5 separate regions of the Homo sapiens genome follow, and regions 1, 3, 4 and 5 are each linked to region 2. The links are chromatin loops, found by intact Hi-C in ENCODE. Cell type or tissue: HCT116. All regions are shown on one strand. Links, peaks and the distances in the headings refer to the core of each region. The heading gives the core; the rest is flanking DNA.

Region 1 (6,064 bases), core at 400-5,399, 850 kb after region 2:
AAAAGAAAAAAAAAGTTTCACCTCCACTACACCTTTATTTTAATATTCCCAATCTTCTTTGGATTGTCCTTTTTTTTTGAGTCTCCCTCTGTCACCCAGGCTCGAGTGCATGGCACAATCTCGGCTCACTGCAATCTCCTCCTCCTGGGTTCAAGCAATTCTCCTGCCTCAGCCTCCTGAGTAGCTGGGATGACAGGCACGCGCCACCACACCTGGCTAATTTTTATATTTTTAGTAGAGACAGGGTTTCACCATCTTGGCCAGGCTGGTCTCTAACTCTTGACCTCAGGCGATCCACGCACCTGGGCCTCCCAAAGTGCTGGAATTACAGGCATGAGCCACCGCACCTGGCCTGGATTGTCCTTTGTTTTTGTTTTGTTTTGTTTTATTGTTTTTTGAGACACAGTCTCACTCTGTCACCCCGGCTGGTATGCGGTGGCATGATCTCAGCTCACTGCAACCTCTGCTTCCCGAGTTCAGGTGATTCTCCTGCCTCAGCCTCCAAAGTAACTGGGATTACAAGTGCATGCCACCATGCCTGGCTAATTTTATATTTTTAGTAGAGACAGGATTTCACCAGCCTTGGCCTCCCAAAGTGCTGGTATTACAAGCATGAGCCACCACACCTGGCCTGGATTGTCCAGTTTTCTTCTTAACTAGTTAAATATAATCTTTTTTTTTTTGAGACAGGGTCTCGCTCTGGTGCCCAGGCTGGAGTGCAGTGGTGTGATCGTGGCTCACTGTAGCGTTGATTTCCAGGCTCAGCGATTCTCTCACCTCGGCCTCCAGAGCAGTTGGAACCATAAACACGGGCCAACAAACCTGGCTATTTTTATTATTATTATTTTTTGTAATGATGGGATCTCGCTACATTGCCCAGGCTAGTCTCCAACTCCTGGGCTTAAGCGATCCTCCTGCCTCAGCCTCCCAAAGTGCTGGGGTTACAGGCATAAACCACCATGCCCAGCAAAATCTTATCATGTATTAACTTTTTAAAAAAATCTACTCCTGGCCAGGTGCAGTGGCTCACGTCTGTAATCCCAGTGCTTTGGGAGGCTGAGGCAGGTGGATCAGTTAAGAGTTCAAGACCAGCCTGGCCAACATGGTGAAACCCTGTCTCTACTAAAAATACAAAATTTAGCTGGGCGTGGTGGCAGGCGCCTATAATCCCAGCTACTCGGGAGGCTGAGGCAGGAGAATCTCTTGAACCCAGGAGGTGGAAGTTGCAGTGAGCTGGGATCATGCCACTGCACTTCAGCCTGGGAGACAGAGTGAGACTTCGTTTAAAAAAAGAAAAAGAAAAATCTACCCCTGATAATTCCCACCTATTGGATTTAGTTCTGCACCCTCATCCATGCTGTGATCCAAGTCCCAGAAGACTGTCAACGTGGATCCCACTCCAGGGTCTTTTCTGTTCCAGGCCAAACATTCCCAATCTACCTAGTAATACACTAATTACAAGCTGCAAATCGGACAGGCCTGGTTTGAAATCCCTTGTCTACAACTTTATGCCTAAGTACCCTTGGCAAGTTACTCAGTATTGCTTATCTTCATTTCCCTCACCTGTGTAAAGGGAATAGAAATGCCCACTCCAGGCCAGCCGTGGTGGCTCACGCCTGTAATCCCAGCACTTCGGGTGGCTGGGGCAAGCAGATCACTTGAGGTTAGGAGTTCAAGATCAACCTGGCCAACATGGAGAAACCCCCTCTCTACCAAAAAATACAAAAACTGGGCTGGGCGCAGTGGCTCAGGCCTGTAATCCCAGCACTTTGGGAGGCCGAGGTGGGAAGATCATTTGAGGTCAGGAATTAAAGACCAGCCTGGCCAACATGGTGAAACCCCATCTCTACTAAAAAATACAAAAATTAGGTCGGGCGCAGTGGCTCATGCCTATAATCCCAGCACTTTGGGAGGCTGAGGCAGGCAAATCATGAGATCAAGAGATCAAGACCATGCTGGCCAACATGGTGAAACCTCGTCTCTACAAAAAATACAAAAATTAGCTGGGTGTGGTGGCACGCATCTATAGTCCCAGCTTCTTGGGAAGCTGAGGCAGGAGAATCACTTGAACCCAAGAAGCAGAGGTTGCAGTGAGCCGAGGTCATGCCGCTGCACTCCAGCCTGGTGACTGAGCGAGACTTCGTCTCATAAATAAATAAATACAAAAATTAACCAGCGTGGTGGCGGGCTCCTTTAATCCCAACTACTTGGGACATTGAGGCAGGAGAATCGCTTGAACCCATGGAGGCAGAGGTTGCAGTGAGCCGAGATCATGCCACTGCACTCCAGCCTGCACGACAGAGTGAGACTCCGTCTCAAAAAAAATTTTTTTATATATATATACAAAAAATTAGCCGGGCATGGTGGCACATGCCTGTAATCCCAGCTACTTAGGAGGCCGAGGCAAAAGAATCACTTGCACCTGGGTCTTAAAAGAAAAAAAAATTGCCCACCTCAGAGACGTATGTCAGACAGACTCCAAGATGGCCCCTGCGGCATTCACCTGCTGGTACTCATTCTCTTGTGCCACCCTGGGGAGCAGGGACAGGGTGCTCCACGCACCCTTTGCCCACAAAAATGATGGGGGAAAGCTTCTTCCGACGCTGAACTGGTGCCATCTAGTGGCCCATGGTGTCCCTCAGCCACTCCACCACAGAAATGAAGTTTTTGTGAATAGTAGTATTTAGGGCTTCTTTCCGGACTAACCCTTGGCAATATCCAAGACAAGTTTTCCCATAATTTTGGTATCCCTTTTCTGAAATTCTCTCCCATGACAGGCAGGTGTAATGGAAAGAAAGCAAACAGTGTCAGGCTCACCTAGCTCTATGCATAATGCATCCCCAACCACTTACTGCCTGTAGGGCCTTGGGCAAACTACCAAACTTCCCTGAGCCCCAAGTTCATCCTCTGTAAAACGTGGGTCGTACAATCCTCCTTACAAAGTGATTCTGGGAAATATGTGGGAGGAACCATACCCAGTGCTCAACATGCAAGTAGATGCTCACTAAATAATTAGCTGTATTTTCGTGTCTTCCCCTTTATCATCGTTCCATCCTATCTTCTCTCTGGGCTCCAGAATTACTTTCCATTACCTAAAATATTCATTGACACTAAGAAGCGTGAGACTGAATGTATTCCTCTCCCCAGGAACACAAAGGATTCATGCCAGGAGGCCTGGGGTTCCGTCCTGCTCCAGGTCTGCCATTTACTGGGTTAGTTAACCTTTCTCGTAACACAAAAATTGCGTTGTAAAGATTATTTGATTTAACAAATGCGAAGTAACTCACATAAAATAAGCATTCAGGCCGGGTGCAGTGGCTCATGCCTGTAATCCCAGCACTTTGGGAGGCCAAGGAGGGCGAATCACTTGAAGTCAGGAGTTCGAAACCAGTCTGGCCAACATGGCGAAACCCTGTTTCTACTTAAAAAAAAAAAATACAAAAATTAGCCGGGCATGCTGGCGTGCACTTGTAATTCCAGCTACTTGGGAGGCTGAGGCACTTGAATCTCTTGAGCCTGGGAGGCGAAGTTTGCAGTGAGCCGAGATCATGCCACTGCACTCCAGACTGGGAGATAGAGTGAGACTCTGTCTCAAAAAAAAAAAAAAGCATTCAATAAATATTAATATTCATTCCAGAAATAGATGAATTTTACAAGAGGAAAGATGGAAGGAGGCAACTCTAACATAATTAGTCACTGGTGGAATTTTAGAAATGAAGTCAGATATCCAGGCACGAATCGTATCTAACTGCATTGCCGACTCTACATAGGTATGTTAATCCCAGTCTCATTGTCCCCTTCAAGTTTTTAGAAGAGTATTTGTCACTGGGTATGTAGAGCAAATCAACTCTTTAATAATTGTTAGTACAAAGGAGTTAGCACGTTGAAAAGAAATGGAACATGGTGAAGAGGAGGACGGGGAAGCGGCTGACTGCACATATAGACAATGCTCACGCAGCTGAACCATCATTTATTGCCAGGGCATGGTGGTTACTCCTGACTCTGTCCATCACCCAGGGTCCCAGCTGGAAACAGAATTCGCCAAGTGTAGCTCAAGTGAAAAAAACCCTAATGAAGGGACTCCCAGTAGAGGCATAGATAGAGTTAAGGGAGCAAACAAACAAAGACTGGTCACCTTCCCTTGGATAGAGGAGGAAAGGAGAAGATGGAGCTACTAGAGCCCGGTGAGACCTGAAATCATAGAAGAAGACCACCATCGGGAGCAGGGATCATGGAGGAAACAACTAGTGTCAGATTCTCCATTGCAAGCAAGAGACAGCCCTGGACTTTGGAGATTTTTGTCTGTAGAATTTTCCCTTGTGTGTGTGATTAATTTGACTATTTTAAAAATTTTTTTAATTAACACATAATAATTATACATATTTATGGGGTACATAATGATGTTTTGATACACATCATGTATAGTGATCGGATAGATCAAGGTAATTCACATACCCATGATCTCAAACATTTATCATTTCTTTGTGTTGGGAACATTCAATATCCTCCCTCTAGCTATTTGAAACTATATATTATTGTTAACTATAGTCATCCTACAGTGGTAGAGAACATTAAACCTTATTCCTCTTATCTAGCTGTAATTTTGTATCCTTTAGCAAATCTCTCCCTATCCCTTTCCCTACCCTTCCAGCTTCTAGTATCCTCTGTTCTACTTTTTACTTCTATGAGATAAACTTTTTAGCTTCCACACATGAATGAGAATGTGCAGGATTTAACCTGCTGTTCTGGTTGGTTTTTTTTTGTTTTTTTTTTTTTTTTGGAGATGGAGTTTTGCTCGTCACCCAGGCTGGAGTGCAATGGTGCGATCTCAGCCCACCGCAACCTCTCACTCCTGGATTCAAGCAATTCTCCTGCCTCAGCCTCCTGAGTAGCTGGGATTACAGGCGACCGCCATCATGACCAGCTACTTTTTGTATTTTTAGTAGAGATGGGGTTTCAACATGTTGGCCAGGCTGGTCTTGAACTCCTGACCTCAGGTGATCTGCCCACCTCAGCCTCCCAAAGTGCTGGGATTACAGGCGTGAGCCACCGCGCCTGGCATCTGGCTTATTTCACTTAACATAATGTCCTCCAGTTCCAGCCATGTTGCCGCAAATGACAGAATTTCATTCACTTTTATGGCCGAATAGTATTCCATTTTGTATTTATATCACGATTTCTTTATACATTCATCTGTTGTTAAACACCTATGTCATTTCCATATCTTGGCTAGTGCAAATATTGCTGCAATAAACATGAGGATGCAGAGGTTTCTTCAATATACTGATCTCCTTTCCTTTGGGTAAATGCCCAGTAGTGGAATTGCTGGATCATATGATAGTTCTATTTGTAGTTTTTTAAGGATCCTCCATACAGTTCTCCATAGTGGCCATACTAGTTTACATTCCCAGCAGCAGTGCATAAGAATTCTCTTTTCTCTACATACTTGCTAGCATTTGTTAGCTTTTGTCTTTTTGATAATAGCAGTTCTAACTGGGAAGAGATGATACCTCGTTGTGGTTTTAATTTGCATTTCCCTGATGATTAGTGATGTTGAGCATTTTTTCATCTATTTATTTGCCATATGTACATCTTCTTTTAAGAAATGTCTGTTCAGGTCATTCACCCACTTTTTAATTAGATTGTTTGATTTTTTGCTGTTGAGATGTTTGAGTTCCTTGCGTATTCTAGATATTAATTCCCTGTTAGATAAATAGTTTGAAAATACTTTCTCCCATTCTTTAAGTTGTCTTTTCACTGTGTTGACTGTTTTCTTTGCTGTGCTGAAGCTTTTTAGTTTGATATCATCCCATTTGTTTATTTTTGCTTTTTCTGCTTTTGTTGCTTTTGAGGTCTTACTCATAAAATATTTTCCCAAGCCAATGTCCTCAAGTGTTTGTCCTATGTTTTCTCCTAGTAGTTTTGTTTTTTGTTTGTTTCTGTTTTTGTTTTTGTTTGTTTTGAGATGCAGTTTTGCTTTTTTGCCCAGGCTGGAGTGAAGTGGTGCAATCTCGGCTCACTGCAACCTCCGCCCCCCAGGTTCAAGTGATTCTCCTGCCTCAGC
Region 2 (6,064 bases), core at 479-5,478:
GACAAACCTAGGCACAGTGAATTCACCTTCCCAGATGCAATTGGTGTTTGAGAAAAATTGAGGCTGCCCAGAATGAGTCAAAGCTGCAAATGAGCTCCCCAGAGCCTGGCTACATTCAGGGGAGTAGAATGTGTGCCCCTACCATGATGGTTGGTAGAGCAGCAAAGCTCAGTACTCTGTTCACCATGTAGTGGTCACATGCACATTCTGCAGTTGAGTGGATTGGGTCTCCCTTGCCAGACTTGATGAAGCTGTTCCAAGGCCCAGATTTTCACCTCTGCATTTTCGCTTGTACCCTGTTGCCAAACCATTCACTTCACCTCAGTGCCTGGGCAGGAACATCACCACTGTGATTCTACTTTCATAAGCAGTGACAAGTGTGAGTTCACTGTTATGACAAAGGATGTGGTTGCCAATTCCGAAGCTGCTGTGGATGGCAGTAAGGCAGGATAGAGTGGAAGAGGCAAGCTGGTCACCTCACCCCCGAGCCCCACTCCACACAATGCATTTCTTTTTTTTTCTTTTTCTTTTTTTTTTTTTTTTTGAGACAGAGTTTTGCACTTGTTTGCCAGGCTGGAGTGTAATGGCAGGATCTTGGCTCACTGCAACCTCCTCCTTCCAGGTTCAAGCGATTCTCCTGCCTCAGCCTCCTGAGTAGCTGGGACTACAGGCATGTGCCACCATGCTCAGCTAATTTTGTATTTTTAGTAGAGACAGGGTTTCTGCACATTGGTCAGGCTGGTCTCAAACTCCCGACCTCAGGTGATCTGCCCACCTCAGCCTCCCAAAGTGCAGGATTATGAGCATGAGCCACCGCGCCCGGTCCACCCAATGCATTTCTTAACTGTCTGTCCTCCTGACTAGGGTCTACACCTCTCTGCCATCCATTATACTTCACTGGTCTTGCCCAGCTCCTGGTCTTGCCTCTTCCACTCTATCCTGCCTCACTGCCATCCACAGCAGCTTCAGAATTGGCAACGACATCCTTTGTCGTAACAGTGAACTCACACTTGTCATTGCTTATGAAAGTAGAATCACAATGGTGATGCAGTTGACAGGAGGGCAGCCACACCTGACATTATGGTCAGTAGTGAGCTTGGGGGTGATGGCAGCTCCCTTTCTGAAATGCTGATGTGGAAACCCAGGCTTCTTTGCATGAGGCACACATCCTCTCTTGATTTGGCCCCTGCCTGCCTCATCAGCTTCATCTTTCAGCACCTCCTGCTTGGACGTTTATCTCACAGCAACAGCTGCCTGTAGGGTTGCTCCTGTGCCCCTGTGTGTGACCCCCCACCCCTCCCTCTGCCATCAGGACACACACAAGCCCTGCCAGCCCACCCATGTTGTCTGACCCCACTAAGTCTTTGGTTATGATGTTCTTTCTACACCTCTCATTATTCTCTATCTCAATCATCCATTCATTTTTCAAAATGTAGTGAACGAATCCCCTCCCATTGGAAGCCTTCCTTGATCCCTTCTTGGATTAAGTTTCCCTGCGAGTTTTCTTCTGATTTAGTTGGTCTAGGGGTGGGGTTCAGAATCAGAAATTTAAAAACTCCTTGGATAATTCTAATGTGAATCAGAGTTGAAAGCCATTGAGGGAAAAGAAAGGGAAGATGGGAGGAAACAAGACGGTGGGGCTTTCCAGGTTCCTACCTGAGGCTCACTGGTCTTCTACTGAAATGCAACACCAGGAGGGGTGTCAGGAGTTGAACTGTGCTCACCCCACATTCATATTTCAAAGTCCTAACCCCCAATACCTCAAAATGTGACTTATTTGCAGATAGGATCTTTACAGAGGTAATCAAGTTAAAATGAGGTCATTTGCTGGGCCCTAAACCAATATGACTATTGTCTTTACAAAAAAGAGGAAATTTGGACATGAAGACATGCAGAGAGGATGGTGATGTGAACAGGCAGGGAGAAGATGGCCATACAAGCCAAGGAGAGAGGCTTGGAGCAGACCTTCCCCTCAGAGGAAACAACCCCTGCCAATACCTTGATTTCAAACTTCTTACCTCCAGCGCTGTGGACAATAAAGTTCTGTTGTGTAAGAAGCCACTCAGTTTGTGGTACTTTGTTTTGGCAACCTGAACAAATCAATACAGAGGGTAACAATAAGAAAAAGCCCTACCAGCGTATTGCTTGAGCTCAGGAGTTCAAGACCAGCCTGGGGACCATGGTGAAACCAGGTCTCTTAAAAAAAATACAAACATTAGTCAGGAGTGGTGGCACGCACCTGTAGTCACAGCTACTCAGGAGGCTGAGATGGGAGGATCGCTTGAGCCCAGGTGGATGAGGCTGCAGTAAGCCATGATGGTGTCACTGCACTCCAGCCTGGTTGACAGAGAAAGACCCTGTCTCAAACAAATAAATAAATAACAAAAGAAAAAGAAAAAAAAAATTCTCCACCATCCCTGGATTCACTTGTATTTCCTATGAGCTAAGCCTGGGCTCTTCCTGGTGATGGATTGAACTTATCTTTGCATTGAGGAGATATTGTTTTTAAAAATCATGAGCTCTAAAGGAAAGGTTTTTGTGTTCAATACACTCTGTAAGAAATGAATAAGAATGTTCAGATAATCTTTATGTAGGTCCTTAAGAGTTAAGCTTTGAGTAGAGAGGCTGTTTCTTGATGATGCCAAAAGGATGAAGTATTACCATAAAGCAGAACACGTTATCTCTGAGTGCTATCAATAAAGCTCCATCCAAATCATAGCTTACTTAGAATGCTGAATATTTGTCATCTTCCTCAAACGTGAGAAAACAGATTTTGGCTTTATTGTAATGCTGGCTGGAAGGTTTACTTGCCACATGGCCACAAGGTGGCAGGGCAGTGCCATTCTTCTGGAAGCCACCAGAAAAACGCAGCTAGGACTACGTGGCCACAGGTAGGAAGTCAGCAGTGCTCTTCAAGTTTATGAAGTTGAACTTTCGCTCTCTTTTTAAGCACTCCCTTTTTCTGAAAATCAAAGTAGCACATGTTTTTAATTGAAAATGTTATCCTGGGCAACATAGTGAGACCCTGACTTTATAAAAAATTTAAAAATTAGCCAGCTGTGGTGGTACACACCTGTAATCCCAGCTACTCAGGAGGCTGAGGCACGAGAATCACTTGAACCCAGGAGGTGGAGGCTGCAGTGAGTAGAGATTGTGCTGCTGCACTCCAGCCTGAGTGACAAAGAGAGACCCTGTCTCAAACACACACACACACACACACACACACACACACACACACAGAAAAATATAAAGAATAAAACAAAAAATTCATTATCCCACCACTCAGAAACAAACATGGGATGTGTAGACCATTCCCAGCCTTCTCTGCCAATGCCACCTGCTTAGGATACCCCTCTCTCACCTGCTCTGCAACACCCCTCCTGCCTTATCTCTCTCACTTCCTCACTCTGCCTAACGTGCCTCTCCCCATCTTTCTTCTTAACACTCACTACTATTTCACAGCAGTTGTCACTGCCTCCTCTGCTAGTCCGTGAGCACCATGTGGGCAGATAGCTTGTCCTGTCAACCCCTACCACCAGGAGCAGCAGTCCCAGGATGTCAACCCACTGCATTGCAGAACTGTCTATTTCTCCCTTCAAGTCTGTCATTTTTTTGGCTTCATACATTTTGGAGTTCTGTTGTTTGGTGCATGTCTCAGTCCCTTTTGTGTTGCTATAAAAGAATACCTGAGACTGGGTAATTTATAAAGAAAAGAGTTTTATTTAGCTCATGGTTCTGCAGGCTGAGGATCTCAATGGCATGACCCTGGCTCTGGCAAGGGCTTCTGTGCTGAGTCACAACATGACAGAGAAGGGCAAAGAGGAAGCAGACGTGTGAAGAAAGAGAAACATGAGGGGTGACCTGGCTTTGTAACAACCACACTTGTAGAAACTAATCAATTCCTGTGAGAACTAATCCAGATCCAGTCTTAAAATAGGAAGAACTCACTGACTATCTTGAGAACAGCACCAAGCCATTCATGAGGGATCTGCCCTTATGACCCAAACACTTCCCACTAGGCCCCACCTCCCAACACTACCACATTGGGAATCAAGTTTCAACACGAGCTTTGGCAGGAACAACAACAACAGCAAAACCATGCCCAAATCATAGCAGTGCATATATGTTTATTATTGTTACATCTTCTTGATAAATTGACCCTTTATCAATGAATAGTGAATTTGCTTGTCTTTTGTAATTTTAACTTCATGTCTATTTCATCTGATATTAGTGTAGTTATACCAGCTCTGTTTTGGCAACTATTTGTGTGGAATATCATTTTCTGTCTGTTTATTTTCAGCCTATTTGTATCTTTGGACCTAAAGTTAGTCTCTTGTGGGCAGACAACATGCTTTTATTTTTTAATCCATCCTGCCAGTTTTTGTCTTTTAACTGGTGAGTTTCAGTTATTTATATTTAAAGTGATTACTGATAAGGAAAGATTTACTTTTGCTACTTTGCTCTTAGTTTTATATATTTGTTATGTTTTCCCCCCAATTCTTTCAATATTGCTTTCTTGTTTAATTGATTTTTTTCTAATACAAAGTTTGGATTTCCTCCTAATTTTCTTTTCTGAATATTTAAAAATTATTTTCTTAGGAGCTGCCATGTACTTTCAATTAACATCCTAACTTTTTTTTAAAATAATCAATAGTTATCTCTCTGTATCTATGGAAGGTTGGTTCCAGGACCTCCCTTGGACCCCAAATCCTCAGATGCTCAAGTCTATATATAAGATGGTGTAGTATTTGCATATAATGTACACACATCTTCCTGTATACTTTAAACCATCTCTAGATTACTTACAATGCCTAATAAAATGTAAATGTTATATGAATAGCGGTTATGCTGTACTATTTTTCAAATCCATATGATTTCTAGTCATATTATCTGTGTTGATTTTTTTCAAATATTTTTGACCTTTGGTTGGTCAAATCCTCAGGTACAGAATGTGCAGGTACTGAGAAATAATTACAATTATTATCATTATGAAGAAATTTCAATACTGTAATTGAAATTTGTATCAGGTTAGCTTTAATAATATACAAAAACTCTGCTCCTATACAGCTGTCTCTTCCTAAATTACATCTTTATACATTGTCTCCCATTAACACATATTTATAATAATTTTATGCATTTGTCTTTTAAATTATATATGAAACAAAAAGAAAATTTACAAGGCAAAAACATAATAGTGGCTTTTGTATTTACCAATGTAGTTACCTTTACCAGAGTAGTTCTTTAAGGAAAAGAAAAAAGAAAGAAAGAACTACTCTGGTAAAAGTAACTACATTGGGTTTTTTGTCTGTCTGTTTGTTTGTTTTTTAGGCAAGGACTTGCACCCAGGCTGAACTACAGTAGCATTGCATGATCTTGACTTACTGCAGCCTCAACTTCACAGGCTCAAGCAATCCTCCCACTTTAGCCTCCAAAGTAGCTGGGACCACAGGGATGTGCTACCATGCCTGGTTAATTTTTCTATTTTTTGCAGAGATGGGGTCTCCCTATGTTGCCCAGGCTGGTCTTGAACTCCTGAGCTCAAGTGATCCTCCCACCTCAGCCTCTCAAAATACTGAGATTATAGGCATGATCCACCATGCCCAGCTTTATTTCTTTGTATGCCTTCTAACTCCAATCTTACGTCTTTTCATCCTGGAGAACTCTTTTTAATAGTTCTTGTAGGGCAGGTTGGCTAGTGATGAACTCTCTCAACTTTAATAGGGATATCTTAATTTTTGCTTCATTTCTGCAGTAGAATTTAGCCACATATAGAATTTTTGGTTGACAGCTTTTTTTTTTTTATTTCAGCACTTTAAATATGTAATCTACTGTCTTTTGGCCGACCTAGCTTCTGATGATAAATTGGCTGTTAAACTTATCAAGGATCCTTTGTACATCATGAGTCAATTATTCCTTGCTGCTTTCAAGATTCTCTGTCTGTCTTTGTCTTTTGAGAGGTTTATTATAGTATGTCTTGGTATGTATCCCTTTGAGTTTATCCTTCGTGGAGTTTGCTCAGCAACTTGGATGTATGGACTCATGTTTTCTTTTTATCAAAAGTCAC
Region 3 (6,064 bases), core at 624-5,623, 350 kb after region 2:
GTCATCTTAAAATCTCAGGGTGTAGGTGCAGTTGGGAGGGATGCCTCAGAAGCCTAAGGTGCTGTGTGGAGGCATGGAGTTGGCATACTCAGACCTGTAGGCCAGGATTTCCCAGATGTTACCACTCCAAGACTGGTGTGGCTGAAAAAAGTGGGTAGTATTCTTCAATTTTAGTTTTGTTAGAGATGTTTCTGAGGTCAGCAAGTTTTCCTGCCAGCCTAATGAATGATTGATTTGTTTTTCATTATTGGGTCTTTTCTGGCCCACTAAAGCGAGTCTGTCTTTCAAGGACTCAGATGTGTTTAGCAACCTTATGGATGTAATTCATTTGTATCCCAGGATCCACAGACTTTGGGACATTGTACTAAAGAGACTTATGAATAAAAGAGTACTTTAGATAAGTACAGCCAGCACTCACTGTGTGCTTGCTCTGAGTTCCACAGTTACATGAATTATCTGCTAAGCCGTGAGGTTGATTATGTCTTTGCTAGAATGCCTTCAGTCTGAAGCAGATTGTTTTCAAAGCAGCCTCTCCTGTGGTTGGACCCATGATGTGTTTGAAGGGTCCTTGCATGGGAGGAGGAAGGAATGCTAACCTTTGTCTACTTTGGGTTCTGAATTTACAGCATGGCTTTCAACAAACCATTCAGCTGCTGTGCAGTCAATGTCACCCAGGAGAAGAGAAGGTAGCAGCCACAGAAGGGGCACCCAGATGCTGAGCAATAGTTCCCTGGAAGGGGAAGCACTTTCTTTCTGGTGAATTTTCAGGGCAGGTTTTCTAGGATGGCCTTTGCATTGGGCCTGGGCGATAAACAGGATTTGCACCTGAATCTTAATGCTTGTGCATCTGTGTACCTCGGACATCCAAAGCTGACCAGTCTACATCATTATTTCAATTGTATGTCTGTCAACAATGTAAGTCCAGTTAATGAGGAAACTGTCTGTATTTCTAGGTGATTTATCATAAGCGAATAGCTAGAACTTGGAATTAATAAAGGTTTCTGTGGTCTTCAGCCAGGAAGAGCAGTTAATACATTCATAAATTAAAGGCTGTTTAGTTTTTTCAAGCTCATCTTTCAGTTCAGTGGTACATTGTATTAGGCTAATGTTGACCATGAACAAGTTACAAGGTATTTGAATTGCTGCCAGTTCCTGAACATGTTTATGTAGTGACCCATTTCTTAAGCTGAGTCTGTAGCAGTGCTTCTTAACCCTAGCAGAACTCATGTTCTAGTAGAATATTAGAAGCACTTGTGGAATTTTAAAAACAAATATCTGGGCCTCACCCCTCAGAGATTTTGATCTAATTGGTGTGGTGTGGGATCCAGCAGAAGTAGTTTCCTAAGCTCCACGAGCACTTCTTAATGTACAGCCAGGGTTGAAACCACTCTGTGGTGAGCAAATAATGGTTCTGCAGTCAGCGTTGCCTCTTCCCTGAACACTACCTATGCTGTCCCACTCTTTACACAGCCTGGCACCTCTGCTTGGAATGGTCTCTGGGAACAGCTCGTGCAGGGCCTGGAGTGTCAGAGGCCCTAACTATACCCACCGTACTACAGGGTCTGGTGCAAGGGTGCTAAGCAGGGCCTGGACACATTCAGATGAGTGTTTTGGAAATATGTTTCCAGCAGCAGTGAGGGGGAATGGATTGAGTAGGGCATAGAATTATCATGGGAAGACCAGTTCTGCTGTGGTAGCATCTAGGAGGGAAAGGAGGAGGAACAGGGCTTCGTGGGGTGGATTAGAAAAAAATTCAAAGCAATACAGCCAGCTTGGCCTCAAGCAGTAAAGGAGAGAAAGGTGTCACGGGCAGTTCCCAGATTCCCTGCTCATTGCTGAGCCATCCCTCGGGAAGGCAGGATGAGGAACAGATTGGTGGGGAGCTAAAGAGCACTGTTTTGGACGTGCAGGCCTTGGAGCGCCTGTGCACCTTCCGCGTGTAGTTGTCCAGTGGGCAGTTGAGCATATGTGTTTGGCTCTCAGAGGAAGTATCTGGGTTGGGGAAATACCAGTGTGGACAACTTGTGGGTAGCAGTTATAATCACAAAGGAAGAGGAGATCACCTCAGAGGCCACCTGGAGAAGTGAGGAACGATCTGTCGCCCAGGCTGGAGTGCAGTGGCACGATCTTGGCTCACTGCAACCTCCACCTCCCAGGCTCACACCATTCTCCCACCTCAGCCTCCCGAGTAGCTGGGACTACAGGCACCCGCCACCACGCCCGGCTAATTTTTGGTATTTTTAGTAGAGTCAGGGTTTCACCATGTTAGCCAGGATGGTCTCGATCTCCTGACCTCGTGATCTGCCTGCCTCGGCCTCCCAAAGTGCTGGGATTACAGACGTGAGCCACTGCACCCAGCCACCATGATGCCCTAAATTTTAAAAAATGTATGGATGAAGCAGTATCTATCAAAGGAAGAATACAAGACTTGTATCTTACTGGTGGCATGCCAAAGAGACAGTGTGGTATAGAGAAAGAGGATGGGTTTTGGAATGAGGGACTCACATGCACCTGGCTGAAATGCCAGCTGTACTACTGGCCAAGGAAAAATCATTTTATTTGAATATACTTGAATATACTCCCTTGCTGCAAAATAGTTTCCAAGAACAAGTGAAATAAGTGAGTTTGAAAAGTGATGTTTATTTGGTCTGACAGGCTACACATTCTATATGTGTATATCATAGTTCACCCCTAGCTAATGACAACATTAGAATAAGTCTGAAAAGCATAAAATCACAGGAAACACGTGCCTCTGTTGCTCACTTTCATCTAAACCTGCAGCTTTCTGAATTCCAGTGTATTTTGGACATTAGCAGTTCTATAAACTTCAGTTGATATAGAATGTATCATACAGCTCCCATATAACCTGGATCTGGAATCACAGAATATAGGAGTAGCAGGAGATCCTAGGGATAATCTTCCAGACCCTTATTTTAAGAGCAAGGGAATTGGCACCTTCCCATTTACACCGAGGAGTGCCCTAACCAGTGCTCTGTCTCCCTCTGTCTGGCCTGTCTGCCCACGATGGGGTGGGCTGGGTGGCACTCCCCGGGTTCTTTCTGTGATGGTATCTCATCTGAGATGGAGACAGCCCTGCTTGGGAATAGCCAGCAAGAGGAAGGGACAGATTCATTTCGCTGCTGCCTATATCACACTACACCTGAGAGGCTTATAAATAGCGCTTAGCACTCCAAGGGCCACTGTTTAACTGAAGTGGGAAAATGATATTGGATATTAAATGTACTAAGTACTTATCTCTTACACTATCAGAAGGTTCATTTTCATCTTACCAAGTAGGCACTTGGGACTCTACCTGCCAAATGCCAATTACACAGTTTCCAGTGAATATTCATGACAGCCTTCCTGAATGGCTTGGTTTCAGTTCTGGGCTGTGGCTGAGTGGTGCCCTGGCCTGGTAGGGAGGGTATGGTAGAGTAAAATGTCACCACCTGGTGGCAGACTGCATGAGGACATCCCTCTGCCATTTTCACCCCAGGAACCCAGGACCTGCTCAGTCCTTGGGCCTGGAGAACCCCTCACACAAGTGCCCTGCCTCCAGGTGCCTGAGACACATCTCCTTCCCACTTTCAGGCCTGGCTGTCTTGTTGGAAGGGTTTGTAGACTCTCTTGCTTGGAACATTCCGGCCCAGCCCCTTCTTGCAGCAGAAATGTTATTTATAGTGTTCCCAACTTTGGGAGGAAGCCCTTGAATGTTAGAATAATTGTAATTATATGGCTCTGTTTTGAGCCCAAATCTGACTTATGGTAGTTTTCCATATACCTTCTCACCTGACTTGACTGCTATCTTAACCTACCTCTGCTCCCCAACCTTACTTTTCTCTCCCCACATAACCTTTCGTTCCCCGAATCTGATTTTTCTTTCCACTGGAGTCTTCCTCCTATCTAACTTCCCTCACTATAATAGGTTTTTTATATTAATATAGTTTTGTGTGTTTGTATCTCTTAGTATTCTGTTGTTTCATTTCGCTTGTTTGAATTTATCATGAAAATATACCATATTGAGTTGTTGTTGTTGTTGTTGATTGAGACAGTCTTGCTCTATTGCCCAGGCTGGAGTGCAGTGGTGCAATCTCGGCTCACTGCAACCTCCGCCTCCCGGGCTCAAGCAGTTCTCCTGCCTCAGCCTCCCAAGTAGCTGGGATTACAAGCACCCACCACCACACCCAGCTAATTTTTGTATTTTTAGTAGAGATGGGGTTTCACCATGTTGGCCAGGCTGGTCTCAAACTCCTGACCTCAAGTGATCCACCTGCCTCAGCCTCCCAAGGTGCTGTGATTACAGACGTGAGCCACTGCGCTCGGCACATATATACTATTATCATTTTAAGTCACCATTGTTTCCAAGATTCATTGTCACTGTATTTTTCTACCCTGTCTTCCAAGTATTAATACTCTCCATGGTACTTATACAAGTATCTTTGTTGGACAGAAATTATTTTAAAATTCTATGTATTCTCTAGCATAGTCCTTCTTTTTAAAAACTATTGTCGGTGATCTGTGTTTTGGTGATGGTGTTGACTATATGATTAGAGCATGTAGACACAGACAAGAAGCAGTAGACTGATTATCCCATTAGTGAACAGAATATATTCTGTTGACACACCTAAATCTTCAGATGATTTGTCACAGAGGATGAAATGATATAGAGGGGCTTCATGACCGGTTTGGAGATGGGATGTCCTTTCTGTGGTGGCTTGGCAAGCCAGGCTTCCCCTTCTTCCTGTTTTGCAACCATAGTGTGTGTTGGGCCTAAGTGAGTGTTGTTCCCACCTCTTCATCCTCTCAGGGAGTTTCCAATTCAGGTAAATAGAGTTGTACCTGTCTGAGGCTCAACTCCCTCCCATTCCCCACACACACAAGTCAGTCCCCTTCCTGTGGGTGAATCATGGAAGGCTGAGCATAGGGCAGGGACGACAAAGTTTGCAGGCAGTAACTTGTACAACTCGAAGGGGGCTCCAGATGGTGTGCTCAGCCGGTACTGCTATACATAACAGCCCTTGCTGAGGACTTCCTCTTAAAATCCAGGTGCCAGACCACTCATCCAAGTCCTTGTATGTGAGATTGACCATCATAGGATTTAGGTTCTAGTGGGGAGACTAGGGTGGGAGGAACACTAAGTGGATGAGGAAAATGTTAGTACACTGTATAGTGAGTGCTATGAAGGTAGGATGGTTAAAGGTGGGTGGTGGGGGCCTTCTAGAGAAGTGATGTCAAGCCAGCCAGCACTGATGACCCCAATACATATTTAAACTTACACTGAGGCTAAGTTTATTATGGAGGGATTTGTTAAAGGCTGCTTTATTATACAGGAAGGAGTGTAATGGTAATACAGAGATACAGGAGTATAATGATAATGCATTATCCTGTATAATTCCACCAGCATAACCTGGTGGAAAATTGTGCAAGGAGATGGAAGCCTGAGTTTGAATCCGGGCTCAGTGTCTCACTAGCTAAGGAATTCTGGGTGCATCATTTGACCTTTCCAAACTTCTATTTTCTCTTATTTAAAATGGGAAGAATGACATCCAGTGATCTTATGAATCTTAAGCAAAGTCTATATACTAAGAGTCTCATAAACCATTTGAGCATGATGTAAATAAATGGTTAGTTAATTACATTAAACAGCAGTTATCGATGAGCTGCCATAAGGCAGGATGTGATTGAGTACCAGGCATTAAGAGCTGTGAGATCAAAGGGGATTATCAGTTTGAACTGGGACAGCTTCAGGCCACTGCAACGTGGGAGAGAATAAAGCAAGAACCTCTGTGTGGCTTGAACATATCCAGTAGAAGAGTGGCATGCACTGAAGCTGGAGAGAGGTGCTCGGTCCCCCAGGGCCTTGAACACAGTAGATGTGGGTGTTATTTAGAGGATAGAGGGATGCCATTGGAAGGCTTAAAGCAAGGGAGAAGAATGGTCCGATGTTCATTTTCAGAAAGTTTCATGAGAAGGACATGTTAGAGGAGGAGGAGAGTACAGGCTGGAAAGCTGCTATTGTAATGTATGCCAGAGATGATGATGGTGTGGACTAAAAGGTACAGAG
Region 4 (6,064 bases), core at 685-5,684, 470 kb after region 2:
TGTCTTACTATCCAAGGGATGTTGATTTTCAACTTTTGCTTTAATCACTACTTTAAAAAACAAATTTATACTATGCTTACTTAGAAGAACATTCTCAGAAAATGGTCAAATAAACACTTCAAGATTTTGCAGAATTAAAGGTATTGTCCCTACCTAGGGCTGTGCCTGTAAATGTGGTAACTGCACAGCATCAAGGACAGATGGCAGAGGAACCTTTTCTGATTGGCATTGTCCAACCAGTTTTCCCATGTTTGCTACTAGAAACCTTGCGCTGGGTCTTCTTATAGTACTAATATCCCTCTTGAAAACATAAGACAAAACAAAGCCCCTAGCTACATTTGTATCCCCAAAGACAAACTAGTAAAGACAGTTCTTTAGCATGTTGCTGGGGCATTTACTTAACTTAATATAGGTACTGTATTAGCCTCATAGATACAGGATTTTCCTCCAGTGTTGATTCTGATAAGCTGTCCCAAATAAGCTTTTAGAAGAAACACTGAGTAATGTTGCCTGCAAGAGTTAAGACTAACCACTCCCCCAGTCCAAAAAAAGGAGCTGCTGAATGGTGTTGAATGAGTCCTGAAACCTAAGGTGTTATTTATCATGCTCAGGGGATGCAGCCACCTGTTTTATGTTGTTAAAGCATCTCCCACTGCACCCTGCAGCCCTGACACCACAAAGTGGGGGCCATTTGGCTGCAGAAGTTTGTTACCTGCTGTGTCTGCCAACAGCTGTGTTAGCTGGCTGGGAAGACTGGGGTTGGCTGGTACCTGGAGAAATATGATCAAGGAAGCATTCTCTCACCCACCTGGGGTGTGGAGCTGAGTGTGGGATTGGTCCTTTCCTGCTGTTCATGAAAGATCAGGAACATGGGCCTACCTCCAAAATTGTTTAGGCAAGCAAGAAAAGTAAATCCCCCTGAGGCCACTTTAATGTATGGCTTAGAATAATAAAGCCAAGTCAGAGACCTGCATTCATGAATCAAAGAGGGAGACAGAGGGAAGCAACAAGCCTCAAAACAATAGGAGGTGTAGGTGGCATACATGCTGTTAACCATGGCACTCCCAGACTGTAGCCTTGGCTCAGGTTTTAGATCATAGGTTGTTGCAATGAAGTCACATGTTCTTAGGTGGCATTCATAGGACTGGAGATTTCAGGACCCACTTGGTGATGATGTCATGCGCTCTGTGCTGGTCAGATGGCATGTTCCATTTCAGAGGGATATTGACTGTGTGTAGGATGCTCAAAGGATGGCGAGGGGTCTTGGTCTTCTCAGGTGACCTACTGCTCTGTGAGCCATCTAGATATTAGGAGAATGTTAAGGAGAAGCAAAGTTTTGCTCCATGGTAAGGTCTGGTTACTTCACAGCCTGCTGTAAAACCTACCAGTAGTTGACTGATTCAGAGGGTACAGCCTTGTTCCTGGCAGGATGGGGCAAGACCCCTGCCTTCCTAACTGTGACATAGATCATGCTTCATTGCACCACCCTAGGCTTTATTCTGTAGAAGTACATACCATGTGGTTTCTCCTGTTGGGTTGTTTTCAGTTTGATTTTACTTGTATGTCTAGAAAAGTGAAATCTATTTTGATAATTTGCCAACCTAATTTAAAGGTGCTCCTGAAGTCATTGAGTGAACTGCCTCCAGCAATAGCAAATTAGATGCATTTGAAGAGTGTTTTCCTACATTGTATGTGCTGCCTAAATTGAATTATTTGATTAAACAAGCTCATGTATTCTAGATATTTTGGTCAACTATAAACACATTTATTTAAAAAAACAATTTTAAAGGGAGCCCTTAGTTGTGACTGAGGGAATGCAGGCTCCTTAACTTGGTCTGCAGGGCCCTTCTATTCATTTGATAAGCTTTCAGGTGCTGGCGGTGGCCTGGGTTCTGAGGGTGTGATAGTCTGGCGATATAATCCCTAGGTCCACGTTGAGGACTCTGGTCCAGGCTGAGCAGGCAGGTGTATGAGGAAGCATTGCTGTCCCACAGGCTCTGGAGGGATGTGCAGGCCCTGTCAGAGCAGGACACCAAGCGTGGGGGCAACCCCACCACCCCGTGTGGTACAGGAATGTTTCCCAGGAGAGTGCCGGTCAAGAGCTAATAATGAGAAGAAAGTAACCAGTAAAGAATGGGAACGACAGAGCCTGTCAGAAGGAACAGTGAAACATTCAGGCAGATCCTGGAGGGCGGGAAGAGGCTGGGGAGAGGAGCTGGGCCCACCCAGGTCGAGTTAGGAGAATAAGAGGAGTTCAGTGTTTCCTGAGGACAAAGGAAGAGAAGCCATTCACAAGCTGATTCTTCCTCCCTCTACCTACCCAGCCTTGACTTTTCTCAGTGCCCGTGCTGCAACCACACGTTTTGGCAACGTAGAACTCTTCACATTCCCAAACCCGTGCCCTTCCTCCTCCCAGACCTTTAGGCACTTGTTCTTCCCACCTAGAATGGCCCTCAGCTGCCTGAGACATCCCACTTGCAGGCCTAATCCAGATGACCCCCACCTCTTGTGAAGCCTTCATGGACCCTGAGGCTACCTTCTTTTCCTTCTGAATCACCTTATTGTAGTGATTCTCAATCGGGGTGATTTTGCCATTAGGGGACGTATGGCAGTGCCTGGAGACATTCTGGTTTTCACAAATTGAAGGTGAGAGGAGGGTGTGTTGTATTAGCATCTAGTGGGTAGAAGCCAGGGATGCTGCTGAACACCCAGTAATGCACAGGAGAGTCCCTTACTCCCCCAAGAAAGAATTGTCCAGCCCAGAATGTTGACAGTGTCAAGGCTGAAAAACTTTGCTTTATAGGAAGCTGCTACAGCCCTTATTGATATCATTACTATGTATGCACCTGTCCCTCATCCCTGCCAGGCTGGACACTCTCTGAGGGCAACTACTATATTAGACTGTTCTTGCGTTACTATAAAGAAACACCTGGGCTGGGTGTGGTGGCTCATGTCTGTAATCCCAGCACTTTGGGAGGCTGAGGTGGGTGGATCACAAGGTCAGGAGTTCCAGACTAGCTTGGCCAATATGATGAAACACGTCTCTACTAAAAATACAACAAAAAAAAAATTAGCCGGGCTTGGTGGTGCATGCCTGTAATCGCAGCTACTCAGGAGGCTGAGGCAGGAGAATTGCTTGAACTCGGGAGGCAGAGGTTGCTGTGAGCTGAGATCGCGCCACTGCAATCCAGTCTGGGTGACAGAGGGAGACTCCATCTCAAAAAACAAAAGAAACACCTGTGGCTGCATAATTTATAAGTAAAAATGTCTAATTGACTCACAGTTCTATAGTCTGTACAGGAAGTGTAGTGCTGGCATCTGTCCTGATGAGGGCCTCAGGGAGCTTCCAGCCATGGCAAAAGTTGAAGGGGGAGCAGGCATCACATGGCGATAGTGGGAGCAAGAGAGAGCGGGGAGGTGCCACATGTTTTTAAACAACCAGATCTCACGTGAACTCAGTGAGAACTTATCCCTCACTGAGTTCACGCTAGGGCAATGAAAACGTTGCTTCCCCTTAACATCCTCCTAATATCTAGATGGCTCACAGAGCAGTAGGTCACCTGAGAAGATCAAGACCCCTTGCCATCCTTTGAGCATCCTACACACAGTCAATATCCCTCTGAAATGGAACGTGCCATCTGACCAGCACAGAGTGCATGACATCATCACCAAGTGGGTCCTGAAATCTCCAGTCCTATGAATGCCACCTAAGAACATGTGACTTCATTGCAACAACCTATGATCTAAAACCTGAGCCAAGACTACAGTCTGAGAGTGCTGTGGTTAACAGCATGTATGCCACCTACACCTTCTATTGTGAACTCAGTGAGGGATGAGTTCACCAAGGGGATGGTGCTACAGCATTCATGAGGGATCCACCCCCATGACCCAGTCACCTCTCACCAGGCCCCACCTCCAACATTAGGAATCACATTTCAACACGAGATTTGGAGGAAATGAACGTCCAAACCATATCAACTACCATGAGTCAGTCTATCTCATTTGGTATCCCCCAGCCCTGGCAAGGCTCCTGGTATAGAGGTGTATCAGGAAATGTGTGATGGATGAGTGACAGCCTTGCCCTGTGTCATACTAGGGGCCAGAACTAGGCTTGGTGAGTGGGTGCCTCTACGGATAAAACGTCGTCACTCTCGGTCGGTGCTTCTTCTTCTGTACCTTGCCCTCAACACCAGGTCACATTTTAGCCTCTGAAGACATACAACATCTGTTGCATTAATTATTATAGGCAATAAATATTATAGGCAATAAATGTTATTTGGCAAAATAAATTGCCAAAGAATAATAACTTGGTATAATTAGTTTGATGCATGTATATTTTTATCACCTTTATCTGATTTGACCTCCTGTTGGGCAGAAAGCCAACCCCTTTGCCTGACTCTCCATACCGAGAGTCCCTGACTGTGCTTATCATTTACTTGTGGGGTGAGGAGTTCTGCTGGATATAAAGACATAAGACCAGCAGCTCTCAACCTCTAGAGCCTCAGAATTACCTGGACAACTTTTGAAAACATGCTTGTCAGAGCCTCCTTCTTGTAACTCATGGAAGCCCATCTACAGATAAACGGATGAGACAAACTGAGTCTGCTTGAATTGAAGGGAAAGAAAGATTGAAAAACTCCTTAAATTTGAAGGGGTTCTAGACTGTTAAAAGTGTTGGTCAGGTGCCGGTGGCTCATATCTGTAAACCCAGCTACTTTGGGAGGCCAAGGTGGGCAAATCACTTGAGCCCAAGAGTTCAAGACCAACCTGGCCAACATGGCAAAACCCCGTCTATACTAAAAATACAAAAATTAGCCGGGCATGTTGGCAGGCACCTGTAGTCCTAGCTACTCAGGAGGCTGAGGTGGGAGGATCACCAGAGCCTGGGGAGGTCGAGGCTGCAGTGAACCGAGATCTCACCACAGCACTCCAGCTTGGGTAACAGGGTGAGACCTTGTCTCAAAAAAAAGGGTGTTAACAAAGTGCTTGGATCTTTTTGCAAGCCCTTAATAGTATTGTATTGTGTATCCTACTTTTCTCTATGGGCCCTTAAAGGACAAACCTAATGTAAGGCCACTACAGACCCATCAGCAGCTCCCCAGAGTAGCTGAGGCACCTTTAAGTGAGAGTCGCTGCCTTCTGAGTTCCTGGGGTGGGGAGAGCCAGTGACCCCAATCCTTAGCTCCAGTGTGTTGCCATTTTTTCCTGCCCCTTTCTACCTGATGCCGAGGGTGGGGCAGCTCCTCCCTTATTAACTCACCTCTTGGTGCCTTGAGCTTAATTTACAGCCAGGAGAGGAAGGAAAGTTGGCATTTAAGCATTGTAACCAGTTGAAATTCAAACCTCATGCATTTGGAGGAAATGAACGTCCAAACCATATCAATTTAGGCTTCTGCTGGTTTAGTCCATATCCCTAGGGCCACCTCTCTGGGTTTTAATGCCATGAAGTCTAGAAGAGTTTGAAAGGTGCCTGTCTGATGGGGGTGCAGGTGGGTACTCAGGGGTCTGTATGGTCATCTCTCCTCTGCTCCACGTGGTCATCTCCTAGGTTGCAATCCCAGTAGTCACCAATTAGTCCCTCTGCCATTGCACACTTGCTAGTCATTATGTGTTGTGGTGCTGTCCTGAGGAGGTCATTTTTGAGACTCTTTCTACACAGGTTGAGACGAGTCCTCTGGAAGATGACTGCATCCTGTGACTTAAGCTAGAAAGGGTGAGGTTGTTCTTTGTGTCAGTCAGCGTACAAGTTTTTGTGTGGACTAGGTTTTCATTTATCTTGGGTATCTGCCCAGGAGTAGCAATCCTGGGTCACATGGCAACTCTATGTTAAACCTTTTGAGGAATTGCCAGAGTGTTTTCCAGAGCTGCTGCACCATTTTATATTCCCACCAGCAGCATATGAGGGTTCTGATTTCTTCATATTCTCACCAACACTTGTTATTGTCTGTCTGTATTATAGCCATCCTGGTGAGTGTGAACTGTTATCTCAGTGTGGCTTTGATTTGTATTTCCCTAATAAGATACTGAGTGTCTTTTCTGTGTTTATCGGCCATTTGTATATCTT
Region 5 (6,064 bases), core at 397-5,396, 140 kb after region 2:
ACAGGGCATTGATCAAAAATTAGCTAATCAAATTAATGATTTAAGACAGTCTGTTATTTGGCTTGGAGATCGGCTAATGAGTCTCGAACGTCGCATGCAAATGCAGTGTGATTGGAATACTTCTGATTTCTGTATCACACCATATTCCTACAATGAGACTGATCGACTGATCGACTGATCATTCATGGGAAATGGTCAAAGGGCACCTGCTGGGTAGGGAAGATAATTTATCCTTGGACATAACTAAATTAAAGAAACAAATATTTGAAGGCTCTCAAGCTCATTTATCCATTGTGCCTGGAGCTGAGGCGTTAGAGCAGGTGGCACAAAGTCTTTCTGGACTAAACCCCACGACTTGGATTAAGTCTATTGGGGGCCCACTGTAGTAAATTTTGGAATCATGTTTCTCTGTTTAATCGGCTTGTTTTTAGTATTCTGGACCAGTCAAAGAATCTTGTGTCAAAACCGAGAGAACGAACAAGGCTTCATTGCCATGGCACATTTATATAAAAAGAAAGGGAGAGATGTTACGGGAAGCCAGGGACCCCAAACGGAGGGACCGTCTGGAGCTGTGGCAGAGGAACATAAATTGTGAAGATTTCATCTTAATAGGGACATTTATCGGTTCTCAAATAATACTTTCATAATTTCTTATGCCTGTCTTTAATCTCTTAATCCTGTTATCTTCGTAAGCTGAGGATGCACGTCACCTCAGGACCACTGTGATAATTGTGTTAACTGTACAAATTGATTGTAAAACATGCGTGTTTGAACAATATGAAATCAGTGCACCTTGAAAAAGAACAGAATAATAGAGATTTTTATGGAACAAGGGAAGACAACCATAAGGTCTGACTGCCTGCGGGGTCAGGCAAAAAGAGTCATATTTTTCTTCTTGCAGAGAGCCTATAAATGGACATGCAAGTGGGAAACATAGCTAAATTATTTTCCTAGCAAGAATATTAATATTAATACCCTGGGAAAAGAATGCATTCGTGGGGGGAGGTCTATAAATGGCCGCTCTAGGAATGTTTGTCTTATGCAGTTGCGATAAGGACTGAGATAAGCCCTGGTCTTCTGCAGAACCCTCAGGCTTACTAGGGTTGGGAAAACTCAATCCTGGTAAATTTGTGGTCAGACCGGTTCTCTGCTCTCAAACCCTGTTTTCTGTTGTTTAAGATGTTTATCAAGACAATACATGCACCACTGAACATAGACCCTTGTCAGTGGTTCTGCTTTTGCCCTTTGCCTTGTGATCTTTGTCGGACCTTTGTCAGTGGTTCTGCTTTTGCCCTTTGCCCTGTTCCCTCAGAAGCATGTGATCTTTGTTGGACCCTTATCAGTGGTTCTGCTTTTTGCCCTTTGAAGCATGTGATCTTTGTACGTACTCTTTGTTCTTACGCCCCCTCTTTTTTTGAAACCTTTAATAAAAACTTGCTGGTCTGAGACTCAGGCAGGCATCATGGTCCTACTGATATGTGATGCCACCCCTGGCAGCCCAGCTGTAAAATTCCTCTCTTTATATTGTCTCTCTTTATTTCTTAGCTGGCTGATACTTAGGAAAATAGAAAGAACCTACATTGAAATACTGGGGGCGGGTTCCCCCAATAACTTTTTGCATCACATACTATCATGATTTCTTACCAAAATCTAATTTGGTATCAAAGTACTCTTAATCAATCAATATGCCCTTTAAGGCTTGCTGTTTAGCAATGCTCTTGGCATTTTCACTCCCTTGCCATCATTTTGTGGTCTCTGTCCAAACCTTTATGCTTGCTAACATAGCATTTGGTGCAGATCCATCAAATACACCAATGCATGCACATTTCATAAATTACACACAGGGATGAATATTTTTCCTTCTATAAACCATCCTTCTGATATTTTGATTGCCTTACATATATGAGGCAAACAGCCTCTCAGAATATAGATGAGAATTTCATCTAATAAAAAGAATACCTTCCTCTCTAGAAAGGCCCCTGAGATAACTGGAATTTTATCGCAGTTAGCGCAGGGAACAGTAAAAAGATATGATTCCATTTATGCCTCTTGTGAAGCTGTCAGCTGGACAAGGGCTCTGAGAGCCTAAGCTTCCTCCAAATTTCATTTTTTTTTTTGTAAAGTGCTAAGACATGTGTTTTGGGTAGAGGCTGAGGGTTATTAGCTTAGTGCTTCCAAGCACTGCTATGTGAGACTTCTATTTGAAATGACTTTGTAGATATAGTTCTGGGAAAATGGACATAGCGAGACAGTTTCAGGCTAGGTTCTTGCCCTATATGTGTGACTTCAGGTTGGGCTTTCTGGGATTCATTTTTCTTCCCTAAAATCTGAGCTGAAAGGGACCTGAGAGGGTGTCTAGTTCAAATCCTTCCCTTTATAGATGAGAACTCATCTTGGGTTTGGTTCTCCCGAAAGCAGAGCCCGAGATGAGGACTTGGGTGCAGTTAGATTATGTGGTCAGTGATCCAGGAAGCAGAGGTAGGGAGGCTGCAGGGAAGGAACCATGACAAGAATGTGCTACAGAGAGGTTGTCACTGCAGATAACTGGGTCTCATTGCACCTGGGGACCTGCTGAGGAACTGTCTAGAAAGCCTCTCAAGTTTGAAGTGCACAAGTGCACAATGCTGGGGCATTGATCTCCCCACTCTTGCCCGCTTTGGTCAAGGGTTGTCTCTAGGGGCACTGACCCCCCACACCAGGTGGGGAGGCGTACAGAGGCTGTGAGGGACTCCCTCCTAAGCCACCCTGTCCAAAGCTCTATTAAGCACCTGTGTTTGCTGCTGCCACCTTGTGGTCCTATCTTTCTCCTTGATCAGCCTCAAATCCCTCTAAGCCTGGCAGAGAGGCAGAGGGAAACCTACCGTCAAAGGTGTGATCTTTAACTTAATGACCAGAAGACAGGAAGGGGCAAAATGTCTCGCTCTTCAACCCCACATAAGCCCTGGAGGTTTATGGAGATGAGGGGGCCACCATCCAGAAGGGGAGGAGGACAGGCGAGCTCCTGGAGACAGGAGGATGTATCACCAGGCAGCCTAGTGTGGTGTCTTTGGGTTCAGAGATCCCAGGGCCACACTGTTTGGGACCTCACTACTGCCAGGCCTATCTTATCAACAGGGGACAGCTGTGGGATGAAGTTGCACCGGGTATGCAAAGCAGGCAGGCTCTAGATGGCTAAACATTTGCTTGTTTGGGCTATATTTAAAATTGAATATATCAACATTTGCATATGGTGTCAGCGGGCTGATCTAATGAGTCTCAGCCAACAGTAAATAAATAAACAACCTTGGTGCCAATGCACAGAGGCCACTGTTAGCTCACTTTTGTGATAATCTGAGCAACCCATATCCAGCTGTGCTGAACTGACAGTCACTGGTCTCCAAACGGACAGCCCCACCATTTCCCCGCATCTAAGCCTTCACTGAGAGTGCTGTCTCCCTCCTGCAGCCACCCGGTGGATTCTAGCCTTTCCTCTCCTGAGAGCCCAACTCAACACCATCTACTCAGGCTACCCAGACATCCTAAAGGCTGCCTGCCACCCTACTCTCTCCAGCTCTTTCTCTTTTTTATCAGGTCAGCTGGGATCCGACCTACATCCGCTACTAGACCATGAGCTGTCGGAGGGAAAGGGTACTAGGGACTAAGCTGTATCCTCCCAAAATTCATCTGCTGAAGCCCTGCCCTCCATGTGACTATATTTGCAAATGGAGCCTTCAGGGAGGTTATGAAGGTTTAATGGGCTCCAAATGGCTGGTGTCCTTATAAAAGGAGGAGACACCAGAGCTCTCTCTTGCACACACAGTGAGAAGACTGCAGACAGGACTCCCCAGAAACCAGCTCTGCGGGCACCTTGATCTTCCAGCTTCCAGAACTATGAGAAAATAAATGTCTGTTGTTTAAGCCACCTAGACTGTGGAACTTTGTTATGGCAATTCAAGCTGACTAATACAGAGACCTATTTCATTCTCCTTTAAATCTCTTGCAGCATCTAGAACAGCGCCAGGCACACAGAAACCCCTCAACAAATGTTGACTACATTGAATTGTAATCCCCAGGTGAATGAAAGATGTGATGCTGCTGGGGCCCTGGATCTGAAATCTCTGACAAATCCCGAAGCCAATCCTGGTCCATGTACACCGGAGAAGATAGCCAGGGTCTGCCAGCCCTCACTCAAAACTGCAAAACCCAAAACGCTCTGAAACCAGAAGGTGTGATGCCAACCCTCATTTAGCAGCAAAGTTTGACCTGAACAGGAGTAAAGCTACTTAAAATTATCTCACTAGATTTTACTATAGCACTATTAATGATTTTGATTACCGGCCACCACCCCAGCTCTGGCAGGAAGTGTTATAAAATCTATAGTTTAGGCATCATACCACCTTTCTAGAATCAAAAAAATGCAAAATTCCAAAAACCCATCTGGCCCCGAGGGATTTGGATAAAGAACAGTGAACCTGTGCTATAGACAGGGTTAATACTAACCTCACAGCTGTCCACTCAAGGAAGAATATGAAAAACACTAATTACCCAGTGTGTAAATAAATTGCAATTGCAATTTGGACAGAAGGGGAAATAACTTTATTCTAAACTGGGGAGGTGTGTGATTGGAAATGAAACATGTTTTTTAACGTGAATGCTACAGATGCCAGTGGGGTTTTTCTTTCCTTTTTTTCTTTTTATTTTTTTGAGCAGTTTATTTCATCAGCCTACAAAATGTGCTGAGTACAGTTTTTAAACATGTAATGAAAAAGTACAAAACTACCTTGGAAAATAGCATCAGTGCAGTTTAAAGTCCAGTTGGCTTTTTATAAATTGCACTTAACAACTGGAGAAATCAATAACAAATACAATTATAAGGACACTAAAAAGTATTCATTATCATTATCAGCATTGCTACCACAAATAATATGAATAAAATTCATTTGCTGAATGTATATAGTATATTTTTAGCAGAGCATCTCAAAACTTTTTGGTAACTAGTGCAATCTCAGCTGTGTGAACCCTCTGCTAAGCCCTATGGGGCATACAGAGTAAAAACGACATAATTTCTGCCCTGGTGGAATTTGTAGTCTCACTGAAGATCAAAACCTAGGACAAGAAATAATTAAGAATAATGCAAGTCAGTATCTAATGAGTGTGAAATACAGTAAGTGCATGCAACAGACTTACTTGTGCTAAGAAGGCTTCAGAATTTGTATGTAGCCTGCGTTTAAAAGGGCATCTGGCTGGAAGACAGTGTTACGGAATGTTTCTTGAGGCTGCGTTTGAATAGCAGTATGCTGTTTTGTTTAGATTTTGTGTTTATTTTGAGTGGCTTGGAGGAGGAGCTTTTGGTAACTTGACAGAGGGTGGTACTATGCAAGTCACACTTTAGAGTCACGCCACTGCTGCTTGGGTTTTTTTGGAAAAGGGAGAGGTTTATCATGGCTGGGACCATCAGTTCTGGAAGTCTTCCAGGAAAAAGGTGCACTGGAGCTGGACTTACAGGTTGGGTGGACTGTCGATGGCCTAGAGAAGGAAGAAGGCATTTGGAGTTGAGTGTTGGGGCAGGTCACAGTGAGAAATGGACTTGACTCAGTTGGAGAAATCTATCTTGGGGGCAGGAGATCAGAGCATTCATTCTCAGACAGACCAGAAAGACCCATTCACAAATGAGAAAAAGGGAGTCTCCTATATCTCACCAGACTTCAAGAGAAATTAATTGCCTGCAGAATTTCAGTAACTGCAGACCCCACGTTGGGCATGATTCATAACCAACCTATTGCACCTCCTTTCTCACTAAGGGCACGGTCTTGACTGTATTGTTTACACTATTAGAGGTAATCATTTGGACTCGTAGCTTAAGGAAGAGGATGCCACACCATTAGTAACAGGCAGCAGGGTGCCTGCAGAGCCTTAGCAGCGTCGAAGTCCAGTCGAGAGGCCATATTATCCAGAGCAGCAGAGTCAACCCCGCCTTGACTGTTGCAAAATTAAATGAGATGATACAGCAGAGGGCTGGCACTCTACAAATGCTAAGTGCTGCATCTCAACAACTGAAGCATTGCAGCCCATAATACGTATCATA

The links. Peaks named below come from ENCODE experiments on the same cell type or tissue, not always from the same donor. Only the 100,000 strongest peaks of a DNase experiment are listed, where the experiment ranks them.
Region 1: a loop joins it to region 2, with 3 times the contacts of the local background. A loop is called at or near these places in 13 of 110 quality-filtered maps.
Region 3: it touches region 2 in a loop (13-fold over the local background); 20 of 110 quality-filtered maps call a loop at or near these places.
Region 4: it touches region 2 in a loop (3-fold over the local background); 2 of 110 quality-filtered maps call a loop at or near these places.
Region 5: a loop joins it to region 2, with 11 times the contacts of the local background. A loop is called at or near these places in 62 of 110 quality-filtered maps.

The regions. Positions count from the first base shown.
Region 1 is chr18:49,507,384-49,513,447 of GRCh38, reverse strand. The region is part of intron 2 of LINC02837 (long intergenic non-protein coding RNA 2837); the gene reads right to left. Among named protein-coding and RNA genes, the nearest start is that of LINC02837, 11 kb to the right of the region's middle. In HCT116, for the core only: a CTCF peak has its summit at 2,633 (motif pointing left); a DNase peak (open chromatin) is centred at 2,577.
Region 2 is chr18:50,354,189-50,360,252 of GRCh38, reverse strand. It overlaps LOC105372114 (a long non-coding RNA gene), which reads left to right. Exons shown (of 3, transcript XR_935466.3): 2 at 4,301-4,395; 3 at 5,809-6,064. Among named protein-coding and RNA genes, the nearest start is that of SKA1, 18 kb to the left of the region's middle. In HCT116, for the core only: CTCF peaks have their summits at 2,810 (motif pointing right) and 3,541; DNase peaks (open chromatin) are centred at 2,852, 3,522 and 3,802; H3K27ac peaks cover 805 bases.
Region 3 is chr18:50,007,357-50,013,420 of GRCh38, reverse strand. All of the region lies in intron 4 of MYO5B (myosin VB), which reads left to right. Among named protein-coding and RNA genes, the nearest start is that of MIR4320, 120 kb to the left of the region's middle. In HCT116, for the core only: a CTCF peak has its summit at 3,443; DNase peaks (open chromatin) are centred at 3,214 and 3,450.
Region 4 is chr18:49,884,854-49,890,917 of GRCh38, reverse strand. All of the region lies in intron 22 of MYO5B (myosin VB), which reads left to right. Among named protein-coding and RNA genes, the nearest start is that of SNHG22, 74 kb to the right of the region's middle. In HCT116, for the core only: a CTCF peak has its summit at 3,307; a DNase peak (open chromatin) is centred at 3,327.
Region 5 is chr18:50,215,692-50,221,755 of GRCh38, reverse strand. No RefSeq gene overlaps it. Among named protein-coding and RNA genes, the nearest start is that of MYO5B, 24 kb to the right of the region's middle. RefSeq lists an enhancer at 2,668-2,717. In HCT116, for the core only: CTCF peaks have their summits at 2,599 and 2,799 (motif pointing left); a DNase peak (open chromatin) is centred at 2,815.